4 separate regions of the Mus musculus genome follow, and regions 1, 2 and 3 are each linked to region 4. A link is a loop called in an ENCODE intact Hi-C map of the cell type or tissue named here. Cell type or tissue: gastrocnemius. All regions are shown on one strand. Links, peaks and the distances in the headings refer to the core of each region. The heading gives the core; the rest is flanking DNA. Region 1 overlaps Gfra2 (glial cell line derived neurotrophic factor family receptor alpha 2). Region 2 overlaps Gm34819 (a long non-coding RNA gene). Region 3 has its middle 90 kb from the start of Gm9195. Region 4 overlaps Dok2 (docking protein 2).

What was found. A loop is a pair of places that touch in the nucleus more often than their neighbours do. Peaks named below come from ENCODE experiments on the same cell type or tissue, not always from the same donor. Only the 100,000 strongest peaks of a DNase experiment are listed, where the experiment ranks them.
Region 1: a loop joins it to region 4, with 5 times the contacts of the local background. A loop is called at or near these places in 13 of 42 quality-filtered maps.
Region 2: it touches region 4 in a loop (29-fold over the local background); 18 of 42 quality-filtered maps call a loop at or near these places.
Region 3: a loop joins it to region 4, with 5 times the contacts of the local background. A loop is called at or near these places in 9 of 42 quality-filtered maps.

The regions. Positions count from the first base shown.
Region 1 is chr14:70,891,434-70,896,433 of GRCm38, reverse strand. Gfra2 (glial cell line derived neurotrophic factor family receptor alpha 2) reads right to left here. Exons shown (of 9, transcript NM_008115.3): 2 at 348-662. Among named protein-coding and RNA genes, the nearest start is that of Gfra2, 3.8 kb to the right of the region's middle. In gastrocnemius, for the core only: a CTCF peak has its summit at 2,111 (motif pointing left); DNase peaks (open chromatin) are centred at 3,159, 3,716, 4,171, 4,935 and 5 more places; H3K4me3 peaks cover 2,131 bases.
Region 2 is chr14:71,665,756-71,674,203 of GRCm38, reverse strand. The region is part of intron 1 of Gm34819 (a long non-coding RNA gene); the gene reads right to left. Among named protein-coding and RNA genes, the nearest start is that of Gm34819, 49 kb to the right of the region's middle. In gastrocnemius, for the core only: a CTCF peak has its summit at 3,586 (motif pointing right); DNase peaks (open chromatin) are centred at 2,327 and 3,591.
Region 3 is chr14:72,367,055-72,375,502 of GRCm38, reverse strand. No RefSeq gene overlaps it. Among named protein-coding and RNA genes, the nearest start is that of Gm9195, 90 kb to the left of the region's middle. In gastrocnemius, for the core only: a CTCF peak has its summit at 3,385 (motif pointing right); a DNase peak (open chromatin) is centred at 3,396.
Region 4 is chr14:70,776,374-70,784,821 of GRCm38, reverse strand. It overlaps Dok2 (docking protein 2), which reads right to left. Exons shown (of 5, transcript NM_010071.2): 4 at 7,825-8,006; 5 at 6,328-7,363. The coding sequence ends at 6,749. Among named protein-coding and RNA genes, the nearest start is that of Dok2, 6.2 kb to the right of the region's middle. In gastrocnemius, for the core only: a CTCF peak has its summit at 3,880 (motif pointing left); a DNase peak (open chromatin) is centred at 3,866; H3K4me3 peaks cover 717 bases; H3K27ac peaks cover 469 bases.

The DNA of each region.
Region 1 (5,000 bases), core at 1-5,000, 110 kb before region 4:
CACATGAAGGAAGAAAGACTTGACTCTGGGCTCTGCTCCAGGGAACAGGGCATTAGAGTGGCAGGGGCTGATACCTCCTGTTCTCCCTTAAATGTCTGCCTGGTGTCTCTTTCCTCTCGTGGGCACAGTTTCGCTGCCCTTGCTTGCAGCCCGTCATCCAGTTCATCCTCTACCCTGTCATCTCCCTTTCTCTATCACCATTGACCTCCTAGGAGGGGGTAGCTAAATTCCCCAGATTCAAATCAGGTCACCCTTTTACCAAGTTCTTCCTTCCTTCTGGATCCCTGGCCAGATCCATCCACCCCCTTCCCCATCGCCGCCCTCCCGTGGAGCCCACCCGAGCTTACCCTCCGTCAGCCCCAGATGGATGCTCCAATAGATCTGCAGACACTGCAGCTCCTTCTTCATGCCCCGCTTGCAGCGGCAGTCATACAATGGGCTTTCCTGCAAGACCTCCAGGGCCGCCTGGCACTCCTTATTGGCCAGCATGGTATTGCGATCCCGGCCTGCCAGGCACTGCCGAAGGGTGCGGTACCTGGAGCTGCAGTTGGATTCAGCCGCACACAGCTCATTGGCCCGGACACAGTCCACTTGGGGGCGCCAGCCGTGGAGCTCAGAGCCCTGCGGAGAGGAAGGGCTGGCCAAAGAGCGGAGGGTTTCGTCTGGGTAGTGGGGAGGGAAGACAAGCGTGAATGAGGGTCATCATAGTCTCTGACCCCAATGTAGGCCTAAGGTTTGAAGGAACTTCTTACCCTCTCCATACCAAAGTACACCAAGACCAAGGTCAACGTAGACCCAACCTAGTCAGCCATGCTCCCCTACAACCATGGTTCACATTCATTTTCTCCTGAGCGCAATCCTAGGTGGTGGAACACAGCATGCTAAATCCAGGAAGGCCTTCACTGAAACTGCCAGTAGGCTAAGATGCCAATAGTCCAGACAGAATGACATGGCCTCAACATGGAGTGGCAAGGGTTATGCAAAGGGATCTTGTCTCGACTCCCAGTGGACAAACCTCCGCTCCATCCAAGGCTCCAAAAGTCAGTTAACCCTCAGAGCCTGTCTGAAACTTAGGAAGAACTCAATCAACATCAAATTCCAGGGAAGCTCGGGTCCAACTCAAGGTCACACACAGAGAAGCAGCAAGCCCCCTCCAGCCCCTCAGTCTCGTCATTTCTGTTATCATTAGGCCTTTAGAAGACAACCAGAGACAAGCCTAACTCAATCCAGGAGGCCCAGCAGAGAGAAGCAAAGACCCCTTTCGGGCCTTGCCTTTCTGTATCTGCCAACTTCACACCAGACAGAGGCCTGGCAAAGTGTCTGCACGGGCCAAGTTCTTCCCCAGCTCCCTGCAAGAGAGACCTCATTAACCAGAGCACAGGGGCAAACCCACTCCCCGTGCTGCTTCCCCATCATGACCTCTCCCATCTCTATCTCCCATCATCTCCTGTTTCCTGTCTCCCAAGGGTTCTGTTCTCAACCGACCTCACCACCTTTTCCTTTTAAATGTGCTCTCTCTCTCTCTCTCTCTCTCTCTCTCTCTCTCTTTCCTTTCCTTCATACACTATTCTGAAATCCTGTCTTTTTTATATATCCTTCCTAAAGCAAATTAATAAATCAACTCTAGAAAGAAAAGACTTCTCCTCCTTTGGGCCCTGCCTTCCAGCCTGAGTATGGCTTCAGCCCACTCCCTCTTATCTGCCTCCCACAGTGTCCCCAGAAGGGAGGGGCCTGAGGACTGGACATGAAGGGCAGAGAGAAGCTGGCCGGACCCTTTCAAAGCCAAGCTTCCAAAATGGTTTCCTCCAGACACAGGCGGCATCTTCCTGTCTCCCTGTCCTTCCTAAAGCCCTAACTCCAGACCCTGCCCCCTCAAAAAGCCACATCTCTCTGCCAGAGCAAAGACTGCCTTCTGCAGGACCCAAAGAATAATTTGAGAGGCTTTCTCCACTCCCTCCCACCCAAAAGAGAATAAAACTCTAGGTCAGTCATCCCTTCCTCAGAATACTGCAGAATCCCCCTACTCCATCCTCATTCAGAGCTGCCACGCTCAGGCCTTCTCCCTAGGAGGCCCTGCTCATGGGGGAGCTACTGCAGGGAGACAGCGACACCTACAGGTAGAGCTGCACACAGCAAGCCTGTCACTCCCCAGAGCTGGGAGGGGCGGGGGGGGGGGGTGAGGGGGATCATTCCCAGTTGGAAACAGCAAAGGAGATGAAAGGGAGTTGGCCTCCCGATGGAGGAGGCTCCAATTACAGCAAAGGAAAATTTCTTCTCTTGCTGACCAAAACCCTGGCCCAGAACAGAAAGAGCGGAAGGATGTAACCACACTGAAACAAGACAAGTCGTAGAAACCCCCATACAAAGTGGAAGTTGCTGAAAGCAAGGTCTGCCCAGGCACTAGCCTGAGATGTGTCCTCCACTACAGCTGAGGTAGCAGCTTTCTTTCAAGGCTTCAGCAGATTCCTGCATCCCTTTACAGGACTCTAGTGCCTCTGGGCCACCCAGGAACAGCTGAACTACCACGCCCCCAACTCGCACCTGTCAGCTGCTCTCAGGCAGCCAGCCAGCTCTGCATTCTCTCTGACTTTGTCCCGGGGTTCCATAGGACTTCACCTTCCACCTGATTGAGCTAAAGGTTTAACTGCCCAAGCGGAACACAGAATGGGACATGCTGGCACTCTGGCTGGGTCTTCTATGGGCTCAGAACTTACACGAGTTTAAAGTCAGTCTTGGCCTGCCCTGCAGCTGAAGCCAAAATCTCCCTTGATATCCTTAACACAAGCCTTTACTGGCTCCCACACCAGTCTCAAAGGGCTTCCTCATCCTGTCAACTGATGTTCATGAAGGGCAAGAATAGTTTCTGCAGAGGACCAGGACATCCTTTTGATCATTGTCCCTATCTCTGGGACTCGGCTTCAGAACTCCCAGAATCAACCAAGCCCAAGCAGAGAAGGGAAACACAGTAACCGGGAGAGGCTAGCCAAGAATCAGAAGAAAAGGCTACCTTCGTGGCCTGGAGGAAGAAAACCTGGAATTATCAAGAATAGACAGTGTGGACCAGTTCCAGGGAGTGCCAGGGAGGGGAAGGCAGAGGTCCACATTGCCCTCCTGTGTCTACAGTCCCCTCAACAGCCAGAATGTGCTAGAATACCACGGGGGGCCTGGTGCTCTGCCCACTCTGTTTCCTCTCTCCATGGCATCCTATGCCAACCTTGGAAATCTGGATGGTTGGGTTTAAAAGCCCTTTCTCTATAAGGTAAGTCCTCTGACATTAGGTCTCACTCAGAACCTTTGAGAAAGGCATCTGAAGGGGGCGGGACATGGCCCCAGCCAAACTGCTGATTTGAGACTGAAATCCCAAACTGCTAAGGAACCGCCACACTAAACAGACTTTCCAAGTGGTTCCCAACTATATAGTCATCTAGCCAGGAAAAGGCTTTTGGATTTAAGTTTCCTTCACACCATTCATCCCAGCCTGTCAGAGCTTTTCAGACTCCCCTGGCCTGCCATTCCCTTGAACCCTTTGCCCTGATTTGGAGAGGGACTTTTTGAGGGATAGGGGACTGAAGGGGCATAACTCAAGGAGGCATCAGGCAACCCCCTCCTCCTCCACTTTCCATTTCAGCCCTTGGGGAGCAGGCAGTGGCGGACATCTCTGCTCTCGGCTCATAATCTCTACACACATACGTGCAAATACGTGTACACACCCATTATGGGCAGGACGCCCATTGCCACATCTGAGGAGAACTGACTCCTCAGCTAGGATCACCCAATGTGCAACATGGGGTCTGATACTGGAGGGTATTGTGCTCATATACCACTGCCCCTCAGAGGGGGGCCCCTATACTTGGAAGCATGCATCCTTTATGAGGGAGGGGTGTAACTCAACAGCAGGCAATCTGGCCACTTTTTACCTGAAATGCAATGCTTTCTTCTTCGCTCTGATCATTCTAAGACCCTAGAAAGCTACGTTTTCAGACCATTAATGAAGATAAGGTCAAATTTTGTGACAGTTCATTCAGAATGAGAGTTCACTTCCCCCAAGGCTGCTGGAAAGGGATGAAAGTGAGCCCAGAGCATCTTCTACCCTCCTACCCTGTCCCTCCCACCCACAGGGTTACTGACATGTGGAGAAAGCAAGTATGGTGAAGGCCACACCCCAGGGCAGGGCTATGTCCCCTGGGAATGCATAGCTGGGAGGTAGAAAGTCTGTGAGCAAGCAAAGATACAGCCAATATCTATTCACCCTGACTACAAATCCCCTACAATCTGGAGGGCACTTCTTAGACCATGCATATCTTCCATAAGCAAAGGCTACCTCCCTGTCTGGGCTATCCAGAGCCCTTTTCTGCTGAAGGTAAAGGTGATTTCTTGATCCCTGCTTGGTAGCCAGTTCATTCTGGTCTACCAACAAGCAGAACAGCACCTGGACTAAAAGCAGATGTCACACACACACACACACACACACACACACACACAAACACACACATTTTCCAGAATTCCCTACCAGTAACCTTGCCTGGGAACCCTGGGTCCACACATAGCCTTTAGCTTTGAAAGCATCTTTTCTTTACCTGTAAACTATTCCTAGACCTTGCTTCCCAAGCAGCTGAGATTTTACAAAGTATAAGGGGAGGTGGGGAGGCGCCTGCTGGAGCTCAGAACCACTGGGCAGCCGCTCCTCCCTGTCACAGAGGGAGGGGGCTTATGGGGTGAGCAGTAAGTGGTCTTTGTTAAGATCTGTTTTCTCCCTTTTCCTGCATTCCCCCGCACCATCTTCTTTCCAAGGAGCAAACTTTGGCCTCCTCTTTCCCGTGTCACATGCCCTAGGCCCCTGGGTTGTTGCTCTTGAAGGCCTTGAACACCCATTTGCAAGCCTGAGCTCCACCTACCCATCTGGCTTGGAAAGGGAGGCCGTGGGTAGGGAGAAACTTGCAAAGTGCTACAGAGAGTGGAGAGATAGGGTGCGTTCCTGAGACTGATTGGCAAGTAGGAGG
Region 2 (8,448 bases), core at 1,702-6,701, 890 kb before region 4:
AATCTAGCTGAAATGCTCTTTTAAAATTGCAAAGAATTCAAGGCTGAGAGTGGTTTCATTGTCTCGTATCATAACAAGGGCTCCTGGGCACTGTGCCACCCATCCATTGGCCAGAGGACAAGTAATGTTGGCATGGTTTACCTACCTTCTGGTGAAGGTGCCAGGGCCTATTTTTTCACTGACCATATTCTCTGTTTCTGTCTGAGAAAGAGGCCAGATGGAGAAGGTCAGCAGAGGGGCAGCCATCCCCTGGGCTCTCCTCCAGTCTTTCAGCTCTCTGTGATCATCGCAGCAAGGTGCTGTGCTTACCTTTAGTAAGGTAAGGCTGTATATACTGGAAAGAAATGCTGAGAATAGTGGGTAAATTGGAGGGGGTGGAGCCTAGGCCTTTCTTAAGAGGAAAAAAAATGTTGGTTTCTATGAATAACAGGAGAAGAAGAAGTAGAGAAATAAAGAACATGGACTTTAAAAGCTTTTGCCTTCTAGGTCTAGCCCAGTGTCTAGGCTGTATTAGGTACTCAGTGAAGGACAGAAGGACAGGAAGTGAGCTGGGACCTAAAGAGGGGCATGAGAGACATAGAGAGGACCAGAACCTGAAGCAAAGGATGAACAAAAAAGGCCATGGGCTTCTCATGGATGCTCCTACAGCTGTGGCATGGTGACTGTCACAATTCCACTCTTCTCAACTCCTCCCCGAGAGTCTCAAGTCTCCTAGTCACAGATGGAAATAAAGAATCAGATGTCCAGATGAAGACATATGAGATCTTCCTGTGGACAGGAGATATAGCATACAAGAGTGTGGTAGTCACTGGTTTATAGCCTAGTTTAGCCACTGTGTCAGGGTTCTAGAACCATGTGACATATCCCCACACACTTAAGAGGTTAAAATAGTTCATGTTCATTAACCCAGGGTTTAGGAGGGTCAGAAGCATGGCTTAGGTTCCCCTGTTCAGGGATGCTATCTTCAAGGTGAGTTCTAGATTTGGGGTCTTCTCTCAACTCCTGAAGTCTTGACGGAATTTAGAAACTGGTTGTTAAAGGGCTGACCTCAGCTCTTAGTGGTGGCTACCCATATCCTTGCCATGTGTCATTTCCCATAAATGACAACCCTCTTAGATGCTTCAGAGAACCTAAAAAGCATGGCCACACAGTGACATCCATCACCTTTGCCATGTCAGGTTAGAAGTAAGTCAGGGTCTCCTGAGCTCAAAGAGAGGAGCATGTATATCAAGGTGTGATTCCTTCCTTGTCTGGCTAAGGCGTGTCCCTGAAAAAGGGGATCTCCTTGCTCTTCACTTTCCTCTTCCTTATATAATAGCAATTTAGAGCAGTTAAATAAATTATCACCTGCAAAGCACTTAGAATAATGCCTGATTCGTAGTATACATTATTCATCTTTACTAAATGATTTTTTTTAATTAATGGCTAAATTAATTTACAATTACATATCATGCATCAGTAGTTAGGAAGGTGGCTGACTGTCACAGGTTGACAGCCTAATGCCAAAGGCTGGGAGCCAGCACCCTAGTCTCCCTGTGCTGAGACCTTCCATATGTTTACTCCCTCACAAGAAAGCAGAAGAGATGAAGGTTACATAGCTGGAAGTACCTAGACTTCTGGAGAGAGGAAATGACAGAATTCCCTTGCTTTCTGCAGGTCTCACAGAGCAGGCCTTTCCTCTTTCACTCTGCCTCACTTCTCTGGCTCTCAGGAGCCAGTCTCTTCTTTGCCCCCCTTTGCTTTCCCTCTGAGATGGGGTACAAGCAATCCAATGATTCCCCTCTTTCAGTGAAATGTGTAACAGCTCATCTCCCATCCATCTCCCTCTTTCAAAGGTAATTTATGCATAGCTTCCCTTATATTTGCAAAACATAAGAAACCCTTTAAACACAGAGACTGCTTTCTGTTTCTGAGGTGGGTTCTCTGGTTGCCATACTCACAGGCTAATATTTGAGCATGTTTGATTCAGTGTAGCTGACACAGAAACCACTTAGTCGTTTCTCCTACATCATCCTAAGTTAATGCTCCTGACAGCCTGCAGGAGGCTTTTCAGCAATTTTTCTATTTCAGCTTTTTTCCCCTCTGTCTCCTGCCACCCTCCCCCCACCTCCCCCCTCCTTTCCTATAAAATTTGCTTTCTGCACAAAAGCTGATCAAACCTTTGCAATTTGTATCCATCGCATCTTAAGACCAAACTGAAAGGCAAGTGGAGCCTCTGACTGGCAATGGGGCAGCCCAACCTCTCAGGGATGGATTCTATTTGTGCCTGATGTGGAGGGATTTAACTGTTCCGGAAAGATAAGAGATGCTCTGTTTGCTGAGGTCCCTTCATCAGAGCACCTATGCCTGGGGTGCTGCCAGACTGCCTGTGCAGCTTCCTGCCAGGTCTAGGGTGGCCTCTGTGTCCTGCAGTATGCTTCACAAAGCCAGTGATTTCTACAGCCTCAGGCTCCAGTCTCAGATTTGATCCCTGAACCCAAGGGAAAGATGACAGCCTATGCTAGAGAAGTACATAGATTCTTCTCTTCTTCTCCTCCTCCACTACCTCCTCCTCCTCCCCCTCTTCTTCTTCTTCCCTGTCTTCCTCTTCTTTCCCTTCCTTCTCCTCCTCCCCATCTGTCCTTTTGGTTTTTTTTTTCATTAGTTTGTCTCTGTATCTCTGTCTGTTTCCATATCTCTGACACTTTTATTGTACCTCTATCTTTCTGATTTTGCCTTTTTCAGTCTCTTTCTTTTACTGAAACACCCCCCCCCCACACACACACACAGAAGCAAGCACATAAAGACTCAAGCATGCACAGGCTTGCATTGTCATACTCTCACACTCTCACACACATTCATGCACATGCACACACACACACAAACACACACACACACAAGCAAGCAAGCACATAAAGACTCAAGCATGCACAGGCTTGCATTGTCATACTCTCACACACATTCATGCACATGCATACACACATACTCACTCACACTCTCTCTCTCTCTCTCTCTCTCTCTCTCACACACACACACACACACACACACACACACACATAATCACATGAACATTCAAGCACACCCAGGCTTCACACACACACACACTCACACTCACACATACACACACACAGAAACACTCAAGCACACACAGACTTGCATATTCATACTCTCACACACATTCACACACATGCACATGTATACACATACACACACACTCACACACACATACATCTTAGACTCTTGTTCTGGTGGGACTGATGTAACTTCTGTCTTCTTCCATCCCTTCCTCCTTTTCCTTTGCATTCACCTCCTCCTACCCTTTCTCAATTCCCTGGACAGCAAACTGCCACCAGGATACATTTTCAATTGGACTGTGTCAGGGAGATTTGCAAACTGAATGTCAGGAAGTCATTCACCCCTAAAACAGTGAGAAAAATCAACTCAGCTTGACCCTCTTCCCCCACCACCCCCCAACATACACTCTCTAGTATAGCCCTGCCCCCTCCCCCACAACCAACTCTGAGTACAGAGGATTCCCAGACCCCTCAGCACAGATGCTGCCTGGTCAAAGCCTACTACTTTCCATCTAGAGCGGGGTGGCCAGCAGGGGGCAAGCTGGCCTCACAGCTGACAGGCCAGGAGGCAGTGACAGACAGCACAGGGGCAGGGAGTAACAGTGGCCACCCTTTAGTGGAGAATAGGATGCTTAAGGATCAAACTTCTCCACAGCTGCTATTCTATTTCCTGGGCATTTCTAAGGCTCATGGCCAGCCAGGAAGAAGCCTGAGATGCTGCAGGGCAGTGAAGAAAGAAGCAGTCACTCCATCTGCCACATCTGGAGCATAAACATCATAGGCAACACTGCCACTTCATGGTTTGAAGACGAGCAAACTAAGTCTCAGGCTCACTAAGCTGGTTACATGGCAGAGAGCCTTTGCTCTAGAATGGTCTGCTGCACATAGACCCTTTGCAGACTCATGCCCTGCTCCTGCTTGTGGGTGACTTTCCATAGCATTGTTCTCTCTCCTGATTTCTCTTCAGCTGGCTGTCTTCGTCTCTAGTCTGGGGTATGAATTCAAGGGGGACTGGGGCGAACCACATTTTCACAGGGAACAAGGTGGTCTGTAAAAGGCTCAAGCCCTAAGTATTTAATGAAGGTTGGGAAACACTGTAATGAAGAGACTGAAGAGTGGTCTTGGCCATAGCTCAGCCATTACTCAATGGTGCACCCACAGGCCAGTTGTCTGGCATTTCTGTGTCTTTACTGCCTTGACTAGAAGTAAAGAGGTAATATATAGATGGCAATGTGCTAATTAGGCATATTAGTTACTTTTCTTGCTTTTGCGACAAGCTAACTAAATCAATTGAAGTGTTTATTTTCGCTCACAGTTTCAGGGTACAGTCTGTCTTAGTGGCTTCTGGTCACTTTGTGCACTCGGCCAGGAAGCAGAGCAAGAAGAATGCTGGTTCTTGGATCATTTTCTCCTCTATACAAAGGCTGAGGCCTGGGCTCAAAACGGTACCAACTACATTTAGGTAGGTCTTCTCCCACGACTTTACTCAATCAAGAGACTCTCACAGAGACATGCTCAAAGGTTTTCTTTCAAGGTGATTCTCAATCCAGTCAGTTAATAATGACAATCACCTGGGAAACCATGAATCGTTGTGTGTAGGTGGGGGTGACCTAAGGATTCTGTGTAGATTGTATATAGGGGCACATGCATATGCACAGTAAGTGAGATCCTAAGAGGGATGTATTAGCAGAGGAAGTCCAAGAACAGTTACACAGAATGGCCTGTTAGTCACATCCACCTGTCGTGATCTGAGATATAATTCCTTCTGTTCCCTGATACTGGAACTTAAAGGGCCATGGAAAGTATATAAGGACCTTGGACTCAAATCTAGGAATATTTAGGGCAAGATGCAGACAGGTCTGTAGTCTTAGACACTCACTAGCTCTTCTGAACCTCCTTGCTTCTTATCTGCTGGCAACATCTTGATTCGGGTTTGTGGTGTTGAATACTCAAAGGAGATTCTGGAAAGATGAACTTACCTCCTCTCGGTTCTCTTTGTCTCACTGGAAGAGAATGTGTCATTGTCACATCAACAGAATGCCATCCTAACTACTCACCAGTCTTGGCTAAGCCAAGGCTGCTGTCCAATAGCTGGAACATAGCTTCGGAATCATTTGTACAAGTTCTAGCATGCTAAAAATTGACCCAGGTTGTTTCTAGGGTAAACTGAAGTGTTATACCTTATCTACAATGACAAGTTGAACAATCATTTTTTTTAAAACAGCTTAGTTGACTATTAAGATCTGTTCTTCAATCATATTACTTTAAAATAATGATAAACTCTGAAGCAAAGAAAATAAAATACTGAGAGGGTCTAACAGTGGAAGAAGTGGGCAGGAAAAAGAGAAGACATTCCTGTTTTGAGTTGTGACAACCAAGATGTCAAGTGTCGGTTATGCCTAAAAGCCTAAGATGTTTTTAGTTCTAGCTAACAATACTATACCCTTCACCCTGGATTATATCTTTTGTCACTGTCAGAAGCCTACTGATTGATAGCCATATCCAAATAACCCACCAGGCACCTTCTTGCCTCTTCCTGTCTCCAGATTGGTGCTGCAGCATAGAGCTCATCCTCATACAACGTATATCTTCTGAGCAGAGCAATTGACAAGGATGTGCCTAGGGACCAGACATCTATCAGGCAGGCTATAGTAAAAATCCAGACCCAGATGACTGGCTTTGTTTTATGCAGTTTTCATTAATGGAAATTAATTGGATATCATTTCATAATGGCTTGATTTTTCTCTCTTTGCAAATATTGCTGGAATATGAAGTTTGCTCAATGTGTATTTGGATCACTTGGGATTTAAAATTTAAATTTTTAATAGAGCTCCAAATCAGAGAGTACCCACCAGTTCAGGGAGTACGTGTTGATTGTACTATGAAGGTTCTATTGACTGATATTGAGCAAAAGAGATTGGAAGATCTGTAGACATAGCAAATCTCAGACAAGGAGGTAGGATTATGAAGGGTATGGTGTCAAGAGGCAGCAGTGGAGAGAAGCATTAGCAGGACCAGCGGATTCTGACAAAGGATCCAAGTCAGGTGCCTATGATGAAGTTTCAAAGCTGGGGTGTGGAAAGATGAAGATGCAAATGAATCTTCACTATCAGCTCTAAAGATGGTTGAAGAAGGCGTGATGGAGACCTGACCCTCAATCCATAGACTACTGAGGAAGAAAATGATCCAGGAAATGTCTTCAGTCAAATTCTAAAGTATCTATAATCCAGTGGAGACTTAGAAAGCAGACATGAATTAGAGCAGTAGCCCAGAGAAATGCTGTGGCAAGATGCTGAATCAATATGCTGATGATCCCACGCTACTCAATGATAACTTGGTCAAGGAAGAAATAAAGAAAGAAATTAAAGTCCTTTTAGAATTTAACGAAAATGAAGATACATCATGCCAAAACTTATGGAACACAATGAAAGCAGTGGTAAGAGGAAAACTCATAGCTCTGAGTGCCTCCAAAAAGAAACTGAAGAGAGCTTACACTAGCAACTTGACAGCACACCTGAAAGCTCTACAACAAAGAGAAGCAAATACACCCAAGAGGAGTAGACAGCAGGAAACAATCAAATTCAAGGATGAAATCAACCAAATAGAAACAAAAAGAACTATACAAAAAATCAACAAAACCAGGAGCTGGTTCTTCGAGAAAACCAACAAAGTTAGACAAGCCTTTAGCCAGACTAACCAGAGGGCACAGAGATAGTATCCAAATTAATAAAATCAGGAATGAAAAAGGGAGACATAACAACAAAATAGATCTTAAAATAATTATTCTATTTGTTGAATATTAACAGTTGAAAATATTAAAATCATGTTCTAAAAAAAATACTGTTGCTCCTAAGGGTAGGATTATCCTGAATATAAACTGGGTGTTAAACTACAGGTGGCTTCCTGCAGTAACTTTGTAACCCTAGCTCTAAAGACAAGAGAAGTAGGATCAATGATATTGTATCAGAATAAAATCCAATGAGTTTCCCATAAATGTTTATTGTTACACATGGAGGTAGAATATAATAGTCTCAGATTGTGTGACACCCTGACACTGCCTATTTTATATAAATTTTATTTATTAATGTTAGAGTTTCAAGAAAGTTTATCAAAGGTCCCAGGTCCATGATGCTCAACCATATAAAATATTACTAGAAGATAAAGATTTTTCACACCTCAAAGAAAGATTCCTCCAGGCTCAGAAACCCAGAGGAGCTGTAGGTAAGTAGAGAATGATCTCTATCTGTCCCTTCTGTTGTCAGCCAAGGCCAAGGAATCCATGGCAACAGAAATTCTGGGCTGGCAATGGCACTCATAGACAAAACTGTGTTCTGGCTTCTCAAGGAGGTCTCAGGTCCACGCTAGGCTGTCTGGCTAACATAGTGATGACTTCCTAATGAAGGTGTTTACAAAGACAGTTGAGCTCAGATTATAAGAGTGAACAATGACTAGGTAAGCAATCCTTCTCCTCCCTAATTCTGGTACCTGGACAATCCCAGTGTGGATTAATCAAGATCCAACAGCCTTTCTCCTAACCCAGCAACCAAACTTCACTGCAGATAGATATGGGCTCTAGAATTGGACTGGGCTTCTGTGGGGCAGTGGGCAATGAGAGGTATCCTGGTCCTCAGTTGAGCTAAAAGGCTTTGAAGCCCCCCAGAGACCCTAAAGGACTGGTTGGAGCTTTGCCTGTTTCTGGGTACCAAGCCCCTGTCCTGTATCAGCAGACCCCCATAGAGTTGTGGCCATTAGTCACTTAAGAACAATGCTCCAAGTCCTTCCACATGTACATGAGGCATCCTTAACATCTCAGACCAAGACAATAGGAAAAGAGCATGATGTGTGGTCACCTAAGTACAAATACAGAGAACTCCATGCTAACAAGGTACCTAGAGGCTGGGAGGACATTGCCAATAAGATCCTTTCCCAGACATTCCTTGCTGCAAAAGGTATTTAATCTCAGGCTCACCCTGAAAAGGGGGTATAGTAGTTTTATGCATCCATTTTCCGCTATGACAATAAAGGGTTTGGAACCACAAACTTTCTCTTTTCATTGAGATCTGCCATGGGGAGCCATGGAGGCCTTTGCCTACAGACCCACTACCTAATCTCCAGTAGAAGGTGTCTCTGCACACCCAGCCACTACTGCCACCAAGCCTGCTGCCCATCAAGCCAAGGACTCTCCCCCATAGAACTAGCTGGAGCTCCACTTCCCCCACCCCAGCCCCAAGCTAAACCCAGCCAGCGCCCCCCCCCACCCCCCATACACACACTGTGCTTAGCTCTTCTTTGACTCCCAGTGGTGCCTGGATATCCAAGAGCCTGAGAACCTTGTGACCCTAGCCTCATTGCAGGCCCCAGGGACCCCTGAGCCAGCCGGCTTTCCCACACCTCA
Region 3 (8,448 bases), core at 1,433-6,432, 1.6 Mb before region 4:
CTCACAGGCTTCCCTGGCTGGTGGGGCTCCAGGGCACTTGCTGGAGGGTCACTCTAGAAGCCCCTTCATCTTACAGATCTGTGACACTGTGGACTCTCACAAAATCTGCACAGTGACACAGTCAGCTCCATGGAGGCTCTCCAGGTCTGTCCTCCTGGGACATTCTCGTCTCCGCTGTCAGTTCCTGCCCGGGTGTTTAGTGGGGATGGACCCTTGTGTGGAACACTAATGGATGAACACATTCACACTTAAGGTTTATTTGGGATTATGGAAGGAACTGCACCCCATCCCATGACAAGTCTCTCAGGCTCCCCTGCTGAAGAAGCTCAAGGAAGCTCCTCCAACCGTGTACATTACACACTCTTGGCAGAGTCGTACTAAGCATCCCCGGGCTTCAATGCCCTGAATACAAGATTTGGGATTGGGATTACAGGGATACCACCACACCCTGCTGAAGAACAATTTTTAGTGATTTTAAAAAGTGTTCCTTTGATCACCTGAGAGGTGCTAGATACACAGCTTGGATACCTCTCTGCTACCTGTCCCCAGGGGATGGTCTGGCCAGAGCAGATTCAGCTCGTGCAGGAGGTTGGGAGAGTTAAACAGTGCTGGGCAGCACAATGCATTTCGTTCTTTTTACTTTAGGTTTAGTGTACTGGCTAGTTTTGTGTCAACTTGACACAGGCTGGAGTTATTACAGAATAAGGAGCTTCAGTTGGGGAAATGCCTCCATGAGATCCAGCTGTGGGGCATTTTTTCAATTAGTGATCAAGGGGGAAAGGCCCCTTGTGGGTGGGACCATCTCTGGGCTGGTAGTCTTGGGTTCTATAAGAGAGCAAGCTGAGCAAGCCAGGGGAAGCAAGCCAGTAAAGAACATCCCTCCATGGCCTCTGCATCAGCTCCTGCTTTCTGACCTGCTTGAGTTCCAGTCCTGACTTCCTTTGGTGATGAACAGCAGTATGGAAGTGTAAGCTGAATAAACCCTTTCCTCCACAACTTGCTTCTTGGTCATGATGCTTGTGCAGGAATAGAAACCCTGACTAAGACAGTTTAGAGAGGAATGAAGGTCACATAAAGATCTTCCAGCCCAAGGCATACAGTTCAGACAAAGTGCTCGCTCACTGCTTGGGTTTGTCTAGGGCTTGAAGAAGAAGAGGTAGAGATGATGCTTGTTTGACTCTCTAGAAAACATCCCAGAGATGGCAAAGCGTTGGGTACAAATAGGTATTTCCAGGCCCTCAGTCATCAGTGTCAATATCTACCCCCCTACCCTACCCCTTCTTTGCAGGGCAGGGAATGGAACCCAGGATCTCCTGTGTGCTAGGCCCATACTCTGGTACTGATCTTCATCCCCACTGAAGTTTCTTCCCCTCCCTCCCTCCCTCCCTCCCTCCCTCCCTCCCTCCCTCCCTCCCTCCCTCCCTCTGTTCCTTGTCTTGCTATATAGCTCAGAGTGACTTCAAACTCCCTATGCAGCCCAGCCTGTTCTCAGAGTCTCTCAATCTTTTTGCCTCAGCCTTCTGAGCTCCACCATGCCCATCCAGTAACAACTTCTTTCTAAGGTACCATGGATACAGTCTGGGCCCTTCCCCTGAGCCCAAGCTAAAGGGACTGTGGCCAGTTTGAGCATGGCAAACCTTACTCTTCTCCCCATTCCCTCTAAGGACTATTCCCTTATTTGGCCACTTCCTCCTCCTAAGGCTGACTACTGAGGTTCAGCAGTCAAAAGTGTGTCCCCCCCCCCCCTGCTCACCTTATTAACATGCCTGATTAAAATTAAGCACCTTGTGCTAACATGGGGTTTCTTTCCCCTTGTACCTTTATAAACCACCATATTTGTATGGGCCATGTCTGTCTCCTCTCTATCCACAGACAGTCCTTTGTCCCATGGTACAAATACCCCTTCCTCTTCTCCCCCCTCCTCTGTTCCCTTCCCAATCTCTCTCATTCTCTATCTCCTGTCTCTGTCTCTTATTCCCTGCCCTCTGTACCTCAAGGGAAAAATCTCACGGATGCTGAGAACTTGGTCTTGGGGTGTCTTGAGCTGACTCCCAGGTCCCCACAAACTCTGTAACAAAGGCTTTCGGCAGTCAGCTCTCTCCAGATCCCCTGGCACTGTCGCTTGCTGCCACTAAAGGTGCCTCTAACAATCCCGTGCCTTTCCCATGATCATGCTTGCACACCATGTGTGTGCAGGTGACCTCAGAGGCTGGAAGAGGTTGTTGGATCCTCTGAAGCTGGAGTTACTGGTGGCTGTGAGCAGCAGAGACTCTTAACAGCTGAGCCATCCCTCCAGCCCCCAAACTTCTTTAAGATATCCCCCCAACACCGGCCATCCCCCATGAGCGGTTGCTGCTTCTTGGTGTGTTGTGGGGCGGGGGTGGGGGGGTGGGGGGTGGGGAAGGAGGGGAGGCCAGGGCCTCTTGTATACTAGGCTGCCTCAGATTCCCTATATAGCTGATGATGGTTCTCCTGCTTCTGTCTCTTGAGTGCTGGTATCTTCCTGGAACTATAAAAATCACTATTGAAAAAAAAAAAAAAAGACTTTGAGTGTATAATGGGAATAGGGCCAGAGGACAATTTATAGTCGTTTGCTCTCTTTTTCTGCTGCATGGGTCCCAGGTCATCAGGCCAGCAATTTTACTCACCGAGCCATTTCAATGGCCTCTTATCACTTTTGACAGAGACACATCCTTGTTTCTGTCAAGATCTAGATGCAATGTGTTAACTTCAATAAGTTACCTGTAACTGATTCAACCTGGGATGGGCTCCTCCTTGTGGTCCTGCTAGCATACTGTATAGAGCAGTCTATATACAGACAACTACCTTCCATGGAAAGCCTTATGTATTTATCTCTGTGTTCCCAGGGGCTAACCTCATGTCTGAGCCATACTAAGTGCTCAATAAATATCTGCTGTGTGAATGGAATGCATGCATGCAGATCTGGAGTGTCCGTTTGTGAGGGCTTGCGTGGGCGTGGGTGTGTGTGCATGCGCGTGCGTGGGCGCATGCGACCTAATCGCAATATGTTTGAGGCAAAACACAGGTCAAGAGCTTAAAGTGAGGAGAAATATATCGGCTACTTGTGCCCATCGAAAACCCCAAAAATAAAAAAATAAAAACGAAGGGAGCAGAAGCGCTCCTGTGTGACCCCTTCAGGAAAACTGGCGTCCCTACGGAGGCCGGCCTGAGTGAGACATTTCAGACATTTCAGATTACCTGCCTTCTGAGCAGATGGTCCTCATTAGGAACAATTCCAGCTTCCTTCGAGAACTTGTCTTTTCTATGGGGCTCCCCGGCTGGCTGCCTAACTAACTCCCTCATCTCTTAATCTGGCTGCAGAAGACAGTCGATGTCCTTGTGGGCTGCAAGACAGTATGTGTCCAGCAGAGGGCGCTGCTGTCATTCGCTGGCCAGGCATCTCCGGTAGAGAGATTGCGGTGGGATTCTGCATGTGCTCTTGGCTGTGACCACCAGCCTGCTTCTAGTGGCCAGCTGGTCGTTTTACTGAACTGCCGAAGAAAGATAAGAGGGTCCAAATGGAGTCTCTTCCTGCCATCCCGCTAATGGGGTCAGGTCCCTGGCTGCTAAGGATGGTGCTCCCTAGATGATGCCCCACCCATGGCAGTTATCTGGGAGGACCAGTAGTCCTGCTTGTAGCTGGGATCTGAGTGAGTTCTCTGTCCTTTCTTCTGCTTTGCCACCACAGGCATCTTTGCAATTCTCTTCACTTTCCTGTCCCCAAACCAAACCAAACCAAACCAAACCAAACCAAAAAAGACAAAACACAACAACAACAAAACAACTCAGGCTCCTCCCACCAAGGCAGAACCCCTCCCCCCAAATAATGAAACCAATCTTAAATCTGATTGAGCCCGATGTGGTGGCTCAAGTGTGACAGTAATCCTACCAATCAGTAGAGTCATGGTTTACATCGTCATACCCCATCCCCAAACCACACTCAAACACAACACAACAGAACACAACAAAACCAAAACCGAAAATATCTCTTCCCAAACACTACAGCAGCGCAGCCAGGCTTGCTTTTGCGATCTGATCTATCATCTCCTTTCACATTTGCTTCTCTAACCTGGCGATAGTCAGCTTCCAAGCTTCCAAGCTTCCAAGCTCAAATCTCCCCTCTTCCTAGATCCCTCTCTCCCCATCTCTCTCTGACGGTGTCTCATTATGTTGCTTAGGCTGGTCTTGAACTCATGAGAACTCTTGAGACATGGCTGTTCTTTCCCAGCCTCTAGAACACCCAGAATGACAGGCATGCACTCTTACCTCTGGCTTCGATGACATCCTTTTGATGATCCAGTGCATTTATCTGCACCAGACACGCTGGCACATAATTATGTTGGAAAGCTGATGTTGAGGTGTTTAATGCTCATTCATCTAGCTGTTCAGTAACCATCCATCAAGCACTTATTATGTTCCAGGCACTGGGCTTATTTGTTAATCCAGGAGTCATTTCTGATGGCGTTACTCCACCCTATCTATCAGCGGACTGAGAGAAGCTTCTGAAATCATGCTGGCGCCTGCTCTCCTCCCTTTTCTACTTCTTTTGCTTTGCACACTATTTCTTGTCTGGACTTTGAAAATTGTCTTCAGCATTGTCTTCTGTTTCCATTCAACTCCCTGATCCAATGGGTGGGGGGCGGGGGGGGAGTGACTTGTAAAAGAAGAAGAATTTAATCATGTGTGTTGATCCCCTTGGTTAAGATGGTCTAATGGTATGTTGTGTCGTCGTATTTTGAATCAAGAGGAAACAGAAGTGGAAAATAGTTGGCTGTGGTTGTTCAGGCCTATATTCACAGTATTCACAATGCTGAGACAGGAGGATTATGAGTTTGAGATTAGACCATGCTACATAACTACATAGTGAATTGGAGGCCAAGTTGGGCTACACAATAAGAGCCTGTTTATTAAAGGAGGAGGAGGAGACAGAGGAGGGAGAAAAAGAATAGGAGAAGAAGCAGAGAAGGAAGAAAAAGAATAGGAGAGTGAGGCAGAAGAAGCAAAAGAGGAGAGGACGATGAAGGGGAAAGACGGAAAGGAGGGAGAGGAGGAAAAAGAGAAGAAGGAAGGGGAGGAGGGGGAGGAAGAGAGGAGGTGGAGGAGGGAGGGAAAGAGGGAGAGGAAGAGGAGGGAGGGGAGGAGGGAGAGGAGGAGGAATCTATCATTTCATTCATTCAGTCTATGGGCCATTCAGCTTCTGTCTCTGTAGCCTCAGATCCTTCATCTCTAAGTCCGGCCATCTTAGCCTTCTGTCCACATCAGGAGCAGCCAGTTCCCACCAGCCTTTGTTCCGGCCCTTGTACTTGCTGCTTCTGCCTGATGCTCTTTCCAGATGTTTGTGCTGTTTCCCCAGCATCCTCACTTACATTTAACCCAGTGCCAGTGACTTCAGGATGTTCCCATAGTCTTGTTGATTTACTTGACTGTTCCTGTCCTCACCCCCGCTGGCATGTTAGTTCCAGGATAGCTGGGGGCTTGTTGGGCTTCTTTGCCACTGTATAGCTGGTTCTTACTTGACACGAGAGTCTCTCTCTCTCTCTCTCTCTCTCTCTCTCTCTCTCTCTCTCTCTCATACATGTGTGTGGCTGTGTACGCCACAGTACTTGTATAGCGGTCATAGGACAGTGTGCAAAAGGAAGTTCTCTCCATCTGCCGTGAGTCTGGGGATTTTCTTCCTAGTCCTCCCATCTTTACCTCCCTAGTATTGCGACTACAGGTGTGCATCACCACGACCAGTTCCTGTCCTGCGAGGGATCAAACCCAGGGCTTTACAAACACCAGGCAACTTCTGTAGCAACTGAGCCACACCCCCAGCCTCCCTGCGCTTTCTTGCATCAAGAAAGGAATGGACCATTAAATGATTGTGAGCACAAACCTACCCAAGACGAATGGACGTAGCCGTAGCCCCTGCCTTCGGATAGTTCACAGAAAACTGATAAAGGAGAGGGGCTAATAAACGCTTCCAACTCAGTGAAACAAGAGCTATAATGAAGATAAGCACAGAGGCACTATTTGAACACAGATGAGGGAATAATTAAATTTACCGTGTATAAATGAGTCTTATCTTCCTGCTTATGCGGTAAGCTCCTTAAAGACAAAGCACATTCTACACTCCTGCGCTGTTCCCCACTGCAGTGGTCTGTAAAAGCCAGCGCCTGGATAAGCTTCAACACCATCACCTGCAGGGCTGAAGAAAACATCAAGGTCTCTGCTTCTAAGTGGCTGGAGTGGAGCCGTGGGGCCTGATTGCAAAGTTCCCTGGGTGTTTCTGAAGTGCACTGGCTTAGGGCTCATGCTGTCTAACCCAGGACTGGGCACACTGCTGCAAGGGCTGGATACTTGACCGTCCCACAGTACCTCTTGTCCAACTCCTTTCTCTTCCGGAGTGTGTGAGTGAGCATGCGCACACGCGCGCGCGCGCGCGCGCGCGCACACACACACACACACACACACACACACACACACGTGTCTGAGGCTCACAGGGGTGGGCAAGAGTGCGAGAGAGATGAGCAATCATTCCTTTTCCCCAGTATGACGGCTTTAGTGGCACTCATATCTCTCTGCAGGACAGTTATTACCCACCTTATGGGTCGTTTTATTTTTTTAAATTGAGCAGCACACCAGCCTTCTATTAGTCCTACCCTGGTAGAGAGTTTCAGGCCAGCCCAGGGCCTCAGCCTGTGGAAGGCACCTGGGGTTGCATGGGCCTCAAAGCTTGTGGGCCTAGGAGTGTATGCGGAGATGCAAGGTGAATGTCTGTTACCTGGGCTACAGTATATGATGATGACCTACCAAGGTTCTTATGCACATCTGTCAGAGACCCAGGCTATATGGGCTGAGAGCCTGACAGGCAAGGTTGGCAATGACTGACTCTGACATTGCGGACTACTCGGATCTTGGCTTCATCCTTGTTGTTTGTTTATTGATGAAACATCATCCACATTTTACTGGAACTCCTTATGTAGCCCAGTCTGGCTTCCAATTCACAGAAATTCTCCTGCCTATGTCTCTTGAGTGCTGGGATTAGAAGTATGAGTCATTACATCTATACACTCCTGGTAGCTTGGCCTTGTAGTGGACCCTGGCCTGTTAAGCCAAGAATCAACCAGGAGGCTTGAATGTTGGTTTTAGAATTTTTTAAGGAGGAGAAGTCTAGGGGTAGCAATGTTTTGAAGGATGAATAAAAGGCATGTTCAAGAAATATGCCTGAAGTGCACTTCTTCATAGTTGATGGCTTCTGGCAGAGGAGGGGATGGGGAAGGACTCAGTTTTCTCTGAGGGATTGGCCACTGGGAGTTTGACCATACTCCAGTGATTATATGTGCAACACGAATTAGACTTGGTATTTTTTCCTTTTTTGGGGGGTGTGGATCACAAGGGAGGGAGGGGTGGATCGGGGGGGGCGGGGGGGTAAATGAGATCAGGGTGCATTATGTGAAACTTCCACCTAACTAATCAATAGAAATATAATGTTGGGGGGAAAGAACTGCATTGGCTAGCAAGTTCTCCTGGATAGTGTTTATTGTCAAGTTGGCACAACAAGAGTCACCTGGAAACAGGGAACTTCAATTGAAGATTGGCCTGCCAATGTATCTGGGGGACACTGTTTTGTTTGCTAATTGATGTAAGAGGTCCAGCCTACTGTGGGCGGTGCTATCCCTAGGCCTGTGAGTCTAGGCTGTCTAAGGAAATCAGCTGAATGTAAACCACATTCACTTACACACACAGGAGGAGGGATGGAGAGAGGGACACACACACACACACAAGAGACAGAGAGAGAGAGAGGAGAGAGAGAGAGAGAGAGAGAGAGAGAGAGAGAGAGAGAGAGAGAGAGAGAGAGAGAGAGAGATTGACAAAGAAGGGAGCACTTAGAGTTCCTGCCTTGGCTTCCCTTACTGTTGGACTGTAATCTGTCAGCTGAAATGAACCCTTTTCTCTCCACCCCCCCACCCCACCCCGTTGCGTCTGGTCATGGTATTTATCACAGTAGCAGAAAGCTAACTAGGCCCCAAGTGCAGTGTTTTCCTTGCATTGTGAATAGCCTGACGTCTGATGACGTTTATTAGGAAAGAACAAAAGAGGGCCTCCCTCATGCCACCAGCTCATGTCTCTTCTTGTCACCACTACTCTTCCTCAAACCTCCTCTCCTCTCTTCTGTTTATCCTTTCCTTTTCTCTTATGATAGTAGCATAGCTACATATATATTATGATAGTATCATGGTGGCACTCGGCACACTCCACACAGCATAAACTTTATATCAAGCACTTGGAATGTGAGTGGAGAGAGGAAGACAGGGAAGGGGCTTCAGGTTGGCCATACTGCCTGGGACAGAGGAACGAGGAAAGCATGCTATCCTGCTAATAGAGGGTCAGGTTTGGTTTTTTTCCCCCTGTTCTTCTGAGGCAGGCTTTAAAGAGCATCAATGC
Region 4 (8,448 bases), core at 1,369-6,368:
GGCAGCTACACCACAAACCATCTTGCCAGAAAGACACAAAATCAGGTAGATTCCTGAGTTCAAGGTCAGCCTGGGACAGAGGGAATTTAGGCCCAGTCATGGTCCACATGGTAATTCCAGGACAGGTCTGTGCTTGCTGACTCTTCCTAAGAAGGCTGAGGTCAAGGGATGCTGATTCATGGGATAACCAAAAGGAAACCTGGGGGAATGACTGAATTGATAAGTTAAAAAAAAAAATAAACTGGGCTTTTGATCTCTAAGAGTTGAGCTATCCAGATAATTTTTAGAATAACAAAAGAGAACTGCTTAGAGAAGAAGAACATAGAGCATTTAGAAAGCTGTCTCGAGCAGAACTTAGGCTGCCAGCTTGGACCCACAGTTTGACTTCAAGTCATTCGTTTTGCAGGTCTCCAACACCCTTCTCTCTATCTCAAACATTCCTTCTCCAAGAACCCCTCTCCAAGCTGAGGCTGAGGAGTCCTCAGCACTCCCCCTCCTAGTGTGGAAAGGAAAGGCTGCAGGCAAAGCATTTCTGACCTCTCCTTGACCTCTCTTCCTCCTTTCTTCATTCTTTAGAACCATGTGTCCAGGCAAATCCTTCCACCTCTACCAAGCCCAAGTCTTCTCTGCAAAGACTGTGGGGAAGCTGCTTGCCTATGACCCAGTGACCCTATTACTAAGATAAGCATAATTTGACTGCTGGTTTGAGAGCCAAATGAGACTGTGGTAGACACCGGAGCTCAGCATGTGCCAAGCACTGTCCTGGGAGCTATGCTTTCATTCATCCCTTTTATCTTTGCCACAAACTTCAAAGAGGAGAAGTGTTACCATCTCCTTTTCCCCCAGCAAAAACTGATGCAGGTGCCAAAAACACAGCTGCCTTTGAGCAGAGGTAGAACTTGAACCCAGGGAGTCAAGCTGCAGCCTGTGTGCCCAGCCCACAACATTAAGCTGTCCCAAGCATGCTTGCTACAAAGATGGAAGTGTTGTGAACACTGCATACCACTGCCTTCACTCTACCATCCCTATCCACAGCCTGGAGATTGATGGACTCTGCTCTGTGCCGGGCAGTAGAGGACCAAAGCCAAGCAATGATGTACAGCCTCCTGCCAGGGGGAAGCCAGCCTAGCACCTAATTGGATCAGACCCCCCTCCCAGGATTCCTCTACCTCCTCCTCTCAGCTCGCTATCTCTCCAGCCCTGCCCTGCCTGAGGTTCTGCAGCTGCCCCAGTTGATTTTATAAATGGCCCTTGCAAGAGGTGGGCACCTTGGCTAATTGAATCAACGCCCAGAAGGCAAGAGGCAGGAGGCTGGTTAACATCAAGGCCGAAAAGTGGTGGCAGCAGCAGCCTGAGGAGAGTCCCCAGGGAGGGCTGAGTGAGCCAGAGAGGCTCAAACAATCAGATGCTGAAACCTTTCCAGATGCTGAAAGTCCAGGTGGAACCTCCTGGGGGGGGGGGGGGGGGGGGCTGGCATCCCCTTCTCTAAGCGTGGGGCAGGTTTACTCAGATTAGCTCACACACACACACACACACACACACACACACACACGCACGCACGCACGCACACGCGCACATGCACGTGCACACAGTTTATACACTCTGAAGAAAGTAGGAATAAAGAGAAATGGGAGAGTCAGAAAAGAATGGGAATGACACAGCATTCAGCAGTAGTGAATTTGGGTACATGCCTCCAAGCTGGGGACCTGAACCCTGAACTCCTATCTGCCCTGATGCCAATGCATGGCTGTGGCACACAATGACATCTCAGTCAATGACAAGCTGTATATAAAGTCTGTAAGATTAAAGCAGATGAAAAAAAAATACCTCCTGCCTGGCATGTTTATGGACCCTCTTCTATCTTGGATGTTTATATATACACAAATACCATTATGTTACCAATACATCCAGTATTTCACATATAACATAGCTCTACATGTTTGTATCCTAGGTGAAACAGGCTATGCCACACATCTATAATATATACATATTACAGATATATTGTGATTATATAGAACATATATAAATTATATATTACATGCATATATGTGTTATATTTATATAGCAAATAGTATAAATTATATTTACACACAGACATATATACAAACATACCATGTACCTTAGGTACGCAGTTATATATCACATAGGTATAAAAATTCAGTGGTGCAAGATAACCTACAGAATCAACTAGCCTGGGCCCCTAAGGGCCCACAGAGACTGAACCACTCTCCAGGGAGCCTGCATGGGACTGACCTAGGCCCTCTGCACATATGTTACACTAGTGCAGCTTGGTCTTCAAGTGGGACCCCTAACAGCCGGAGCAAGGGCTGTTTCTGACTCTGTGGCCTGCCTTTGGGACCCTTCCCTCCTACGGGGCTACCTTGTCTAGCCTCAATAGAGGAGGATGTGCCCAGTCTTACTGCAACTTGATATGCCAGGGTTGGTTGATGGGAGCCCCCCCCCCCCTTCTGAAAAGACAGAAGACAAGTAAATGGAGATTGGCAGGAAGGACTGGGAGGAGGGGAAGGAAGGGAAACTGTGGTCAGGATGTAAAGTGAAGAAATAATTAATAAGCCGGGCGTGGTGGCACACCTTTAATCTCAGCACTCGGGAGGCAGAGGCAGGTGGATTTCTGAGTTTGAGGCCAGTCTGGTCTACAGAGTGAGTTCCAGGACAGCCAGGGCTACACAGAGAAACCCTGTCTTGTAAAACCAAAAGAAGAGGAAGAGGAAGGAGGAGGAGGGAGGAGGGAGGAGGAGGGAGGAGGGAGGAAGGAGGAAGAAGAAGAAGAAGAAGAAGAAGAAGAAGAAGAAGAAGAAGAAGAAGAAGAAGAAGAAGAAGAAGAAGAGAAAAAGAAAAGAAATAATTAATAAAAGAATATTCAGTGGTGACAATGTGTAGTGACAAATTTCTCAGAACATGTCCATTCATTAGACAACCTATGACCTCAATTAAAAGATTAAGCCAGTCTATAATAGTCCTAGATACACCTAAGTTTCTCATAGTATCAACAGGTACTAAGCAGCTTGCCTAGAGCCAGAGACCCATTCTGGGTGGCAAGGTCTTTGTAAATCCTTTGCTCGGGCCCACAATGGCAGGTCTGTTTCCTTCCTTGCCTGTGCACTTTCCCCTGGCCGCCTGGGTGGCTCAGCGGCTCTTGAAGGAGGCCTTGCCTCAGTGTGTCTGTCTGTGGTGCTCTCAAGCGCTTCTCTCCCTGACCCATCAGTGACCGCCTCTGCTGCTCCCCACTGCTTGCTCCTTTGAGTTGGGGCTAGGGGCTGGGGAACCTTCCGGAATCCCAGCTTCTGAGAGAGAGGGACATACAAGTGGCAGTTGCTCTGTAGTATTACTGGATGAATGATGCACACACATCGCGGTGACACAGACACAGCTAAAGCTAGCTAAGAGGCATTCAGAGCTCCCTGCAGAATGGGGCACACCCACTGGCTCATTTCCTCCGAGGACACTAAAAACCTAGTCAGCATTTCCCCAACAGCCTTCTAAGGACTTTCATTGCCACTCCCAGCTTCCCCAAATGCTCTACTTCCGCAGCTACCAACCCCTCACCCCACTTTTCCCCAATCAAGCTGTCCACCACGTCCCCTGGTGAGATCACGTGATCTCAGAGTAGAGCAACCAGAAAGTTCTGTCTCTTGAAGGTGAAGGGCGCAAAGAGATAGGGATCGGCTCAGGATCCCATATTTTGAAAGCGTGTTCACATTTCCGGAGGGGAATCCCAAGGTTCGGAAGACTCCCGAAGCTGCCCCTCACCACCAGATCCTTCAGGTAGAGAAATTCGTCCCTCAGGACCAGGCACCCACCGCGCCTCGCAAGCTTAGTCCCTAGTTGCAGTTTCCACAGGCTGGCACTGCCCCCTGCTGGGCACATTCGGGATGAGTGCGTCAAGTGCCAAGTGAGGAATCAATAATGTGGCCTTCTTTGCTTTGAGACACAAAGCGTCTACCTGACTCCTGCCCCAATGCTCTTCCCCCATGTCCTGAGGAGCCTGGGCTCCTTGGAGAATTGGACCCGCAGATTGAATGCAAACCTTGGCACAGACAAAAGTGGCAGAGAACCTCTTACCTGCTCCAGCTTACGTACTCCGTTAATAACTGTCAAAAGCTACCATAAGACAAAACCTAGGAGGCCACACACCCGGGGTCTTGAAGGCATGGATCTGTGTGTCTGTTGCTCATTACTCTCCTGGATGCTAGAACCTTGTCTTGCACTAGAACCTCACTGTGACTGGACAGAATGCAGCCGCCGTCTTTCTGTTTGGTTGGTTGGTTGCTTGCTTGCTTTTTTGCTTCTTTGGTTTTTTAGTTTTTCGAGACAGGGTTTATGTATGCAGCCTTGACTGCCCTGGAACTCTGCTCTGTAGAACAGGCTGGTCTTGAACTGAGAGATATGCCTGTCTCCGGAGTACTGGGATTAAAGACTCACCCCCTGGCTACTGTAGCCATCGTAATTAACCTCAGCATGTGAGGATCCAAGCTCACTACCTGAAACTTAAGTGTCGCCTTGGAAACCTCTCTTCTTCGTCACCCAAGCTGCACAGGAGCTAACTCTGTAGCAGCTTTTGAATCCCAGGAACCCTTTCAGTGGCATCTCTACGCTATACCTCTCACCCCCAAGTCCAGCTTCCCAGAGCTGCTGTCCCTAAAGATTTATTCCTGTGGCATTCCTTACCCAAGAGCCTCAAACCTCCCTTCCTTCTCCCACTAACAATGAGCTTCCCACAACATACTCCGAATCTGCTGCTGCCGACACTACCCCTCCACCTACAGCAGGTTTCTGTGTTGCTAAGACCTCCCAATGTTCATGTCGTCCTAAGCCAAAGAGGCATGGGGCACACCTGACCTACCAAGAGATTGGAGGCCATTGCCAATGCCCCGATGCCGGCGCTGAGGAAAAGGAGCCCATCCATAGAGATCAGCTGATCAAAGTTCAGTGTTCAAAATGTGGTTTCTACTGGATGGATGTTTCCTGCTATCACTAAGTCAACATTCCAACTAAACAGTGATGGAGCAGCTCGCTCTGGGTCCAATTCCTTCCTGACTCCTTCTGTAGCTTTAGTATTGTTCCTTCCAAGATATCCTCTCTCTCTCTCTCTCTCTCTCTCTTTCTCTCTCTCTCCCTCTCCCTCTCCCTCTCCCTCTCCCTCTCCCTCTCCCTCTCTCCCCCCAGACCCCTTAAGTACCATCAAAGCCCTTCCCACCCTGAAAGGCCCACCTCAAACACCACCCTTTGCTATGAAGTCTTTCTTGGACATTAACTGCTTCTGAAGCACCTGGCCTTGGGCTGCCTATGTGGCACTTAACATTCCCTTCTCAAGGACAGCCATCTGTGCCTTGTCTCTCTCAGCTTTACACATATATGTAAGGAGGGGTGGGGTGGGAATCATGTCCTAGGAAAGGCTGGCCAGGACCACACAACCGGTAAGTCTTATTTCTAGTGCATAAAAGATACAATAAGTCACTCATTTCTTGGGACCCATGAGATGGTTCAGCAGGGAAAGATCGCCAAGACTGATGGGCTGAGCTCCATCCTGGAACCCATGGAGGATGGAGAGAACTGATTCCTGCAAGTTGTCCTGCATCCTCCATGTGGGAGCTGTGACAAGCCCTGCCTGCCCATACACGCAGAAGTAGATAAATGTAAAATCTATTAACTGCTAAGTCTTTCTCGAAATCCAGATTTGCCATCAAACCCTTCACGCATCCACTGCCATTTTTCTGTCCTTGCAAAAAGTAAAAAAGCAGATGTTTGAAGGTTTTTCATGCTTTGAATGGACCTCATGTTTCATATGTTAAAAACAAAATCTCCCAAGTTATATGCTCATGGATTTGGAAGCAGGGCTTTGGGATTGGACGATGAGGGCACTGTTTCTGTAGATGAATGAAGTGATTCAGGAAGCAGTGCATGATCCAGGGAACAGCCTTGCTTTCTCTCTATGCTTGCTGTCTTCTTGTCACATCATGTCCACTGTGGTATTATCATGCAAGAAGAAGGCTCTCACTGGATACCATAAACATTTTGTGTTTGTGGACTCCCCAGCCTGAAGATCCACAAGCTGAAAATAAAATCTTTTTTCTTCATAAACTACCTAGTCTGTGGCATTCAGTTATAGAAACAAAAGACAGATTAAAATAAAGATTTTCCTAGGGGGGGTGGGAGGGTCCCAGACCTCCTGGGGCCTCTGACCCTGTAGACAAATGCTGAGGACCCAGCAGAGGCCCAGGGAAGACATCCCAGCCAGTGGAAGAAGCACTCGGCAGGTCAGCCCCAGCATTCTCTCCCCTCACAGCATTACAGGCCACAGAAGAGTAGTTCGAAATTGGTTTAATGTATAGAAAACTCTGGGAGCTAGAGGGACAACAGCTACTCTCGCTGCTAACCAGAAGCCAGGGTTGTCCCAGGAACAAAACATCTATAGGCAGGAGGCCTGCCCACACCGAGGAGCCAGGACATCTGTGGAAACCCTTTGTCTCTTAAGAGAAATGGCCCCAGTTCCCTTTAGACCCAAGGCAGTGGGAGGAAGTGGAAAAGTGTAGGAGGAGGGTGGGTCCCTCCAGGGCCCTCTTTCTGCTCCAGGCTAGTGACTCACACAGTACACAAATAAGGCACACCGAGCCTGGGGCCCAGGAAGGGGCAGTAACCAAAAGGACTCTACCAGAAGCCACCATTTCCCCTCCACAGCTTCCGAAGACCTCCCTGGGAACCACATATCCCATCTTCTGGCCATCCCCTACTTTGGGCCTTTTTTAAGTATGACATTGTCATACTCAGTTGCCTGTGGCCAGTCAGGCACAGAGGAGTCTTGCTGGAGGGAGCTGGGACCCCCATCGGCAGTGGCCTGCTCCCTCCATGTCTCCCCTGAGGGCCTCTGTGTCCTGTCATAGAGGGACAGGGCAGCCACACCCTCAGGCTCATCATATATATGGTCAGGTAGAGGGGCCCCAGGATCCTCCTGAATGCTGTCATACAGTGGGTCGGGAAGGTGTGGAGGGGGGCCCGTCAGGAGGCCCCTGAAGCTCTTCCTCAGGGAGTGAGCCACCGTATCAAAGGGTACGGCATACTCCCCCTCAGGGGCCCCTGGCCTCATGCCAGGCACCAGTGTGCCAGGGGATGGAGAAGGCAGAGAGTCGTGGGGCCGGGAATAGGGGCTTTCAGGTCGAGGCAGCACAGTGGGCATCATGGGCCCTGTGGCTGGCAGGGATGGAGGCCCGGAAGGGGTGGCATTCTTCTGGACAGCAATGACCTTTTCTAAGGCTTGGAAGATCTCATTGCCGTGTCGTGTTTCGAACTCAAAGTTGCCCTCTCCAGAGAGACAGCGTCTGCCAGCCTCAAAGGAAAAAGTTGCCTACAGTGAGGGGGGAAAAGAGGGAAAGAACTGTTCTTCCCTGGACTCCACCCACATGGAAAAGTGCTGACCCTGGCACCAGAAACTTCTCTTGGAGCTCTTGGAGCTCTTGCCCCTCTGCCTCTGCATTTTGTTTGTTGGGGTTGGTTGTTTACTTGGGAAAAGGCTCTCACCATGTAGCCCAGGCAGGCCTTCAACTCTGTCTCCTGCCTCAGCCCCCTCAGTGCTGACATTATAGCTGTGTGCCACCACATCTGGCAAGAACACGCTCCTCCCCATCCCTTCTCCACATCATCTCTCCTCACCTAGGCCTCTTGGCTTTCACTCCTTCCCCTCCCACCTCTGCTGTCTCTCTAGATGACCTTCCTCCTCGATCCACTCTCTCTTTATTGGCTCTCTGCCCCTCCCTCGTTGTTCTCCTTAGGTAACTCATCTTTGGTCTCAGCCCTTCACTCACTCACCTTGTCACGCCCAAAGCGTCGAAGAAACCTGTAGGGCCAGTCATATAGCTGTGTGCCTGGCTCAGGGCCACCCCACAGCTCCAGGGCACTCACCCCGGTCCGGAGAGTATAGGACCCTCGGAGCCGGCAGCGCTCACTGGCTTCTGTGGGTCGTATGGTCACCATATATTCCTTGCAGAGCCCTGGAGAGGAGAAGAAAGAGAGGCAGCTTCAGGAAACAGTGGGCTCCTTCTCCACCAACCCATCCTTAGTAAGCATGCCAGAAATTCTTGAGAAAACCCTGTTCGTGTTATCTGTGATCCCACCACAGATCTTAATGCCTAGGCTGCTGACCCCACCTCCTCCCCTGGAAGGCATTCTTCAGGCCCTCGGCCATACCACCCCAACCCTGTGCCCACATCCTTCCTGCCACTGCTGCCAGAGCCACAGCTTGGTTTTCTCCACACCATCCATCACTCCCCAAGACCCTGATGCTAAGCCCCAGGTGAAGCCTGCCCCTGCGACTCCCATAGCCAGTGCCCCTTCCCGTGGGTGGAGTGTAAACGGAAGAGTTTCTCTCCCACACCTCCGTGATGAGCCTAGAAAGCACAAAGAAAGCCAGAACTGGGCCTCCCTTATCAGCAC